Regions from separate parts of the Homo sapiens genome. Here region 2 is linked to region 1. The links are chromatin contacts, found by Hi-C in ENCODE. All regions are on one chromosome and are shown on one strand. Each heading gives the region's core, a stretch centred on a gene start or an enhancer-like site at or near the end of the contact. The rest is flanking DNA. Distances are from core to core; before and after follow the strand shown.

Region 1 (3,522 bases), core at 507-3,006:
CCTAAACCATGCAGGCTTCCGGCGTAATCTCTCCTGTACTTCGCCACCACTACAGCCTCACCGCTGGACAGCTCGGCCGCACACACACACCACACACACCACACACATCACACACTCACAGACACACCACACACTCACACACTCACACACACACCACACATCACACACTCACAGACACACCACACACTCACACACTCACCACACACCGCACACACACACACACACACACCACACACCGTACACACACCACACACCACACACACACTCACACACTCACACACACCACACACCGCACACACACACCACACACCACACACACTCACACACCACACACCACACACACTCACACACCACACACCACACACACTCACACACCACACACCACACACACTCACACACCACACACATCACACACAGACACACCACACACACACTGCACACACACACCACACACCACACACATCACACACACACCACAAACATTACACTCATACCACACACATCACACACACATCACACACACCGCACACACGCACACACTACACACATTCCCACACACTCATACACCACACACACCCTCACACACACACCACAAACACACCACACACACACCACATCAGTCACACACCACACACACACAAACACCACACACACGCACACACTACACACACACCACACACTCATACACCACGCTCACACACCCCCACACACACCACACATATCATGCATTCACACACCACACACAAGCACACACATGCACACACACTACACACACACCACACACTCATACACCACACACACGACACATACCACACACACCACACATTCACACACTACACACTCATACACTATGCTCACATACACCATGCAAACACCACACACACCACACACCACACTCAGACACCACACATTCACACAAAGCACACACACCACGCTCACACACAACACACCACACACACCACACACTACACACAATTACACACACTACTCACACACACCACACACACACCACACACACACACCACACACATCACCCTCACACCACACACAAAACACCCTCACACACTCACACATCACTCTCACACACACCATACACACATTACATACACAGCACACACACACCACACCCTCACACCACATCCCAGTCACACACCACACACTCACACACTAACACCACATACACGCACACACATATCACACACTCATACACCACGCTCACACACCCCACACACACACCACACATATCACACATTCACACATCACACAAGCACACACATGCACACACACCACACACTCATACACCATACTCACACCCCACACACACCACACACACATCACACATTCACACACGACACACTCATACACTATGCTCACACACACCATGCAAACACCACACACTACACACACTACACTCACACACACACCACACCACACTCACACCATACATACATACACACCACACACCACACTCACACATCACATGCACACACACCACGCTCGCACACACACACCACACAGTGGCAGCAGCAGCAGCACCCCGGGGGCGCGGGCGACGCCAGCCCGGGACCCGGCAAGGGAAAGGGCAAGCGCGCGGCGGAGCTGGCCCCGCGCGACAAGGCGCCGGCGGCTGCGGCGGCGGCGGCGGCGGCTGCGGCGGGGGCCGGGGGCCCCCGCGAGAGGGCAGCGGGCGCCAGGGCGGGGCCGGGCCCGGCGGTGGCGGCGGCGGCGGGCGGCAGCCTGGTCCCCGCGGCGCGCCAGCAACACTGCACGCAGGTGCGCAGCCGGCGGCTCATGAAGGAGCTGCAGGACATCGCGCGCCTTAGCGACCGCTTCATCTCCGTGGAGCTGGTGGACGAGAGCCTGTTCGACTGGAACGTGAAGCTGCACCAGGTGGACAAGGACTCGGTGCTGTGGCAGGACATGAAGGAGACCAACACCGAGTTCATCCTGCTCAACCTCACCTTCCCCGACAACTTCCCCTTCTCGCCGCCCTTCATGCGGGTGCTCAGCCCGCGCCTGGAGAACGGCTACGTGCTGGACGGCGGCGCCATCTGCATGGAGCTGCTCACGCCGCGCGGCTGGTCCAGCGCCTACACCGTGGAGGCCGTCATGCGCCAGTTCGCAGCCAGCCTGGTCAAGGGCCAGGTAAGGCGAGCGCGCCGGGGCTGGGGGCGCGGGGCCGAGATCGGGTCTGCAGCGCCGCCGGGCGCCCGGGCCCCGTGGTGAGGGCCAGCGCCGGCCCCTCCGGCCATCTCGCTCCCTGCTCTGACTACACCAGCGCCCCACGGGGATGCTCCGAGCGCCTCCACCTCTTTTCCCTGAGCGTTTTCTTCCTGCCCCTGCTTTCCGTCCCGTCTCTCCCGTCCCCGTCTGGTCTCAGTCTCTGCCCGTCTCTCTGGTATCGGTCTCTGCCGTCTCTCTGGTCTCTCTAGCTTGCTCATTCTCTCCTCATCCCTTCATAGTTCTCTTCCATCCCTCTTCCTTAGCCTCCCTCTCCCATACCCTCCTCTCCCTTTCCTCCTGGACTCTTTCTCCTCTCACCCCTTTCTCTGTCCCCCCATCTATTCCCACCCCCGTTCCTTTTTCATTTTTTCCTTCTCCACCCTCCCTGGCTCCCCTACTCTTCTTTCCCCTCCGTCTCACCTTTTCTCGCCCCTCTCTTGTCTGCTCCTCAATCTCCTGTCCCTATAATCTCTATGAAGGTGAGAACTTTTTCTGGACCTCAGGATTTAAGTGTCCAACCTAGCTGATCTCCCACCTCCCCAACCCCCCCCACACACACACACACAAGGCTCCTCCGCAGGGGACTCGGGTGGGAGATCTGCAGGTGGGTGCCGTGGGGAGGGACAGCTGCCTGCTTGTAAATCCGCCCCCTGCCTTCTTCTGGGCTGCCTCTCCTGGAAAGGTGGAAATTTTGCTCTTGGGAACTCACTCTAGAGAGGCGGCGGTGTGGTTTGGGCATTCCCTTAAGAGACAAGACCAGACCCCCCCCCCCCACGGCAATGCCTGTTTTCCCCTCAGAGCACCCCCTTCCTTCCCCGAACCCCTTAGGACCACCACCTCTGGGGTAGACGTTCCAGGTCTTGGTCTCTTTCAGACCTGCTTCTTTTTCTTCATCCCCTTACCTCACTGCCCCAAGCAGTTAAATCCTTTATCAGGGCTAAAGATTTTAACGAAATACGAAACGAAGGGCCAAACAGTTCTCCTGAGCCTTCTCACCTATTGCATCAGATGGCAGCTTTACGCAAAGAAACCCCAAAGTACTTGAGAGCAGGGTGAGTGCGTGATGGTGTTATCTGCTCGAATTATATGCTGTCGACTGCGGTTGAGTTCTCTGGTGTTTTCCTGAATCAATATTAAGCATTACTTAAGAAAATTACATTGCTGTGTGGGCATCTTTTAGATTTATGAAAAAATCATCGTTTTCTTTAAAAGACCCCAAATGACCTCGGCTTGATCTTTCTACAGGCGGCCTATCAGAAGCCATCACTTCTTCCCTGCCTGGCACTTTCACTGCAGGCT
Region 2 (3,522 bases), core at 600-3,099, 140 kb before region 1:
TGGTAAATATTTTTCTTTCTTACGATTTTTTATTAGCAATTTATTTTCTTTAGCTTGCCTTATTGTAAAAATACAGCGTATAACACATATAGTATACAGAATATGTGTTATCTTCTGTTTAAATTATCAGTAAGGTTCCTGGTCAACAGAGGCTATCGGTACTTAAGTTTTGGGGGAATCAAAAGTTATACTCAAATTTTCTACTGCAAGGTAGGTCTGAGTCCCTAACCTCTGCACTGTTCACAGGTCAACTGTGCTCCCTTTGTGCCAGACAGGGGATATGCTGAAAGTAACAACAAAGAAAGTCAATGACTTCGTTAGGATGCCATGGAGTGTTGAAGTCTTGACTCCAAGGACTTCAGAATGTGATCTTATTTGGAAAGAAGGTCCCAACAGAGATAATCAAGGTAAAATCAGGCCTAATGGCCTCAGGGTTTGGGCCCTAACCAATATGTCTGGTGTCCTTAAAACAAGGGGAAACGTGGGCACCATCATACACAGAGAGAAGATGATGTGACAATGCAGAGAGAAGACGGCCATGTGAAGATGGAGGATTAGAGTGCACAGTGTGGAAACAAGCCAAGGGACCTCTGTGGCCAACAGAAACTGGGAGAGGGCCAGGCGTGGTGGCTGATGCCTGTAATCCTAGCACTTTGGGAGGCCGAGGCAGGCAGATGATTTGAGGTCAGGAGTTTGAGACAAGCCTGGCCAACCTGGTGAAACCCCACCTCTACTAAAAATACAAAAATTAGCCAGGCGTGGTGTTGGGCGCCTGTAGTCACAGCTACTCAGGAGGCTAAGGCAGGAGAATCACTTGAACCCAGGAGGCGGAGGCTGCAGTGAGTCGAGATCATGCCATTGCACTCCAGCCTGGGCAACAGAGAGAGGCACAGGACAGATCCTCCCTAGAGTCTTAAGGGAGCCTTAGGGAGAGAGATGGGACAGATCCTCCCCTGAGGGCACCTTCATCTTGGACTTCTGGCCTCCAGAACTGTAGGACCCACCTAATCTATGTTTTGTCACAGTAGCCCTAGGAAATGAATACACACAGTCATCTACTCAAACCCTAAAGGTGGGAAGAATAACGACGGCTGGGCACTATGAAGGGAGGTGTGCAGTGCTACAGGTTCATATCAGAGGGTCTTTCCTGGCCAGGAGACTCAGAGACCTGCCTCTGAGGAAGCCACACTTGCATTGGGAGAGAAGCAAAGCCTGTGGGCAAATAGGCAGAGGAGCTTGGGAGCAGGAGGCCCTGGGAACCCGAGGGGGGCAGGTGATCTGTCCGCATGCAGGCTATGGACATGATTAGTGGCATGAAATCCAGGCCTTGACTCTAATGGTTAGATTTGCCCATCAGCAAAAATCTTCCCAGAGGCAATCCTATGAGGATAAGATCTGTAAATACAGGGCTGATGAGATTAAGGCAACTCCTCAAAATCTCATCAGGAAGCAAGTGATGCAGATGGAACTAATAAAAGATTAAATGCAATCTTGAAACCTGTAATGCATAATGCTGTAATTGCGGAGGCCTTTGGAGAATGATAGGAATATTTTAAACAAAGGAAGGAGAGGGAGGAGTGCATTCATGCCCTTCAGCACTGTCTGGGAGGATGGATGTCCCAATTTTAGAGGTCCCCTCCCAGGTCTTTTTCTGGAAATAGCCCCAGAGTCGAAAAGAACAATGCATCTTGCTACCACAGCACATCGGAAGCATCCCTTCAGAATATCCACTTCTCTTTGCTCCAATTTTATGCTCACTAAGCAACCTTCTGAGTTGTAATTTGGTGTTCTGACTAGGTGATTTTTTTTCCAGGCCCTGAGCCAGGACTATTCTGGGGGCCTGCGTTCAGGCTGTGCAGGGACAAGGCAGATATGAGAAGGCCAGGCTCTGACACCAGGCAGCACCACATGAGCCAGAAAAAAAGGGGGGGTTCAAGACTGGGTCAGCTCAGAAGAGCAGGGGAGTGCAATGTCCCTAGAAGACGGGTCCCTCCAGCCTGGCAGGCAGCACTGGGAGGCTCGGCTGAGCGGCCGATCCATCTTGGGCACGTGTACATGTTCCATGTGTCTTGAGAGAGCAGGCAGAGGAACCCCAGGAGAGGGGAAACCTGATAGAAGGCAAGGCCAATGTCTTCAGTCAAGAAGGATGTGGCTGTTGCAGGGCCCATAGGAATGAGATCATGTAGCATTTGTCCTTCTCGTTTCTTCTTGCACTTGGCATAACATCCTCCAGGGCCATCTACGTTGTTGGATGGAGGATTTTCTTCCTTTTTAAAGCAAAGAGGTAGATCTAGAGTGTTCTCACCACACACACACACACACACACACACACACACACACAGAGAGAGAGAGAGAGAGAGACAAAAGTAACTGTGATGTAATGGACATGTCAATTAGCTTAATTGTGGTGATGTTTTGTAATGTACACATATATCAAAACATCAAGTTGTACACCCTAAATATACACAATTCCTATTTCTTAATTATAACTCAGTAAAGAAGAAAATAAAAGGATGTGGCCAGTGTGTAGCTGGCCCAGAAGGCAACATTGGTCTCTGCCCAGCCCTGTGATACACCTTTGAGGCTGACTCTGTGACACCCCATCCCCCACCGCCAAAGCCTCTCCACCTTTGGTAACCGGAGTATCTGGCCCTGACGCTTGGTATAGACGTGTTTCTTACTTAAAGTTCAGTTAGTGGTGGACACCCATTGAGGATTCGATGAAGAAAGGTGAAAAGTGATTTTGGATTATATTTCTCTGCAGGTTTTCTTGTTTTCCCTTAAGCCAAGGCCCACTGATGTTCACAGTAAGTACACAGGTTGGAAAATATATCATAAATCAGGACAAATTGAGAACTATCCTACAAGACCCAGCCAGAAGACTATCTGATTTACTGAACTTCTTGTCCAATGTTAGAGAAGGTAGTTGTGTCAATTAGTAATATGGTAAATTTAAAATTTGTGGTCACAAACTTGGAAACTCAAAAATGGATGGTTCTAACTCTATAATGGAATTCAGTGGAATTTACACTCTGTTTAGAGCTCTTCATTTACCCAATTCCATGCATCTCATTCAGCCCCATGTCCGTCCTTCCCATGTGATTGACACATTTAGGGAAATTACAAATCATGGTGTCATGGAAGGGGAATGCTTTAGTATGAATATTTTGGGTCCTGGCCAACATCCATGGTGAGAAATTGATTCTACCTGTTCCCTCTTCACCAATGGCAGAAGCATTCTCAAGTGCTCCTAGGACCTCTGATGCTCTCTCCTGGGGGCGCTAAAATCCTCTGATGCTCCTTCCTGGGGGTTCCCACATCCTCTGATTCTCCCTCCCGGGGACTCCCACATCATTTGTCCTCCCTCTTGGGGGCCCCACATCCTCTGATGCTCCCTCCTGGGGGCCCCACATCATTTGTCCTCCCTCTTGGGTGCTCCCACATCCTTTGATGCTCCCTCCTGGGGGACCCACATCCTCTGATGCTCCCTCCTGGGGGCCCCACATCCTCTGATGCTCACTC

The links. Hi-C counts contacts between places; a loop is a spot of excess contacts on that map. Pooled maps may share reads with other maps.
Region 2: a map of heart right ventricle shows a loop between it and region 1 (2.5-fold over the local background). The contact joins the enhancer-like site here to the promoter of UBE2QL1 in region 1. A Hi-C loop is called at or near these places in 3 of 168 maps with a recorded cell type or tissue (heart left ventricle and heart right ventricle) and 1 of 50 pooled maps.

The regions. Positions count from the first base shown.
Region 1 is chr5:6,447,103-6,450,624 of GRCh38, forward strand. UBE2QL1 (ubiquitin conjugating enzyme E2 QL1) reads left to right here and starts at 1,757. Exons shown (of 2, transcript NM_001145161.3): 1 at 1,757-2,145. The coding sequence starts at 1,792. It overlaps LOC105374639 (a long non-coding RNA gene), which reads left to right and starts at 2,235. Exons shown (of 2, transcript XR_007058679.1): 1 at 2,235-3,522. RefSeq lists a silencer at 1,720-1,789.
Region 2 is chr5:6,310,427-6,313,948 of GRCh38, forward strand. LINC02145 (long intergenic non-protein coding RNA 2145) reads right to left here. Exons shown (of 2, transcript NR_028351.1): 2 at 15-2,290. Among named protein-coding and RNA genes, the nearest start is that of LINC02145, 25 kb to the right of the region's middle. Within about 2 kb of position 1,850, at least 2 of the 41 ENCODE cell types and tissues checked have a DNase peak (open chromatin) inside an H3K27ac peak, as active enhancers do; they include heart right ventricle, where a contact is called at or near this core.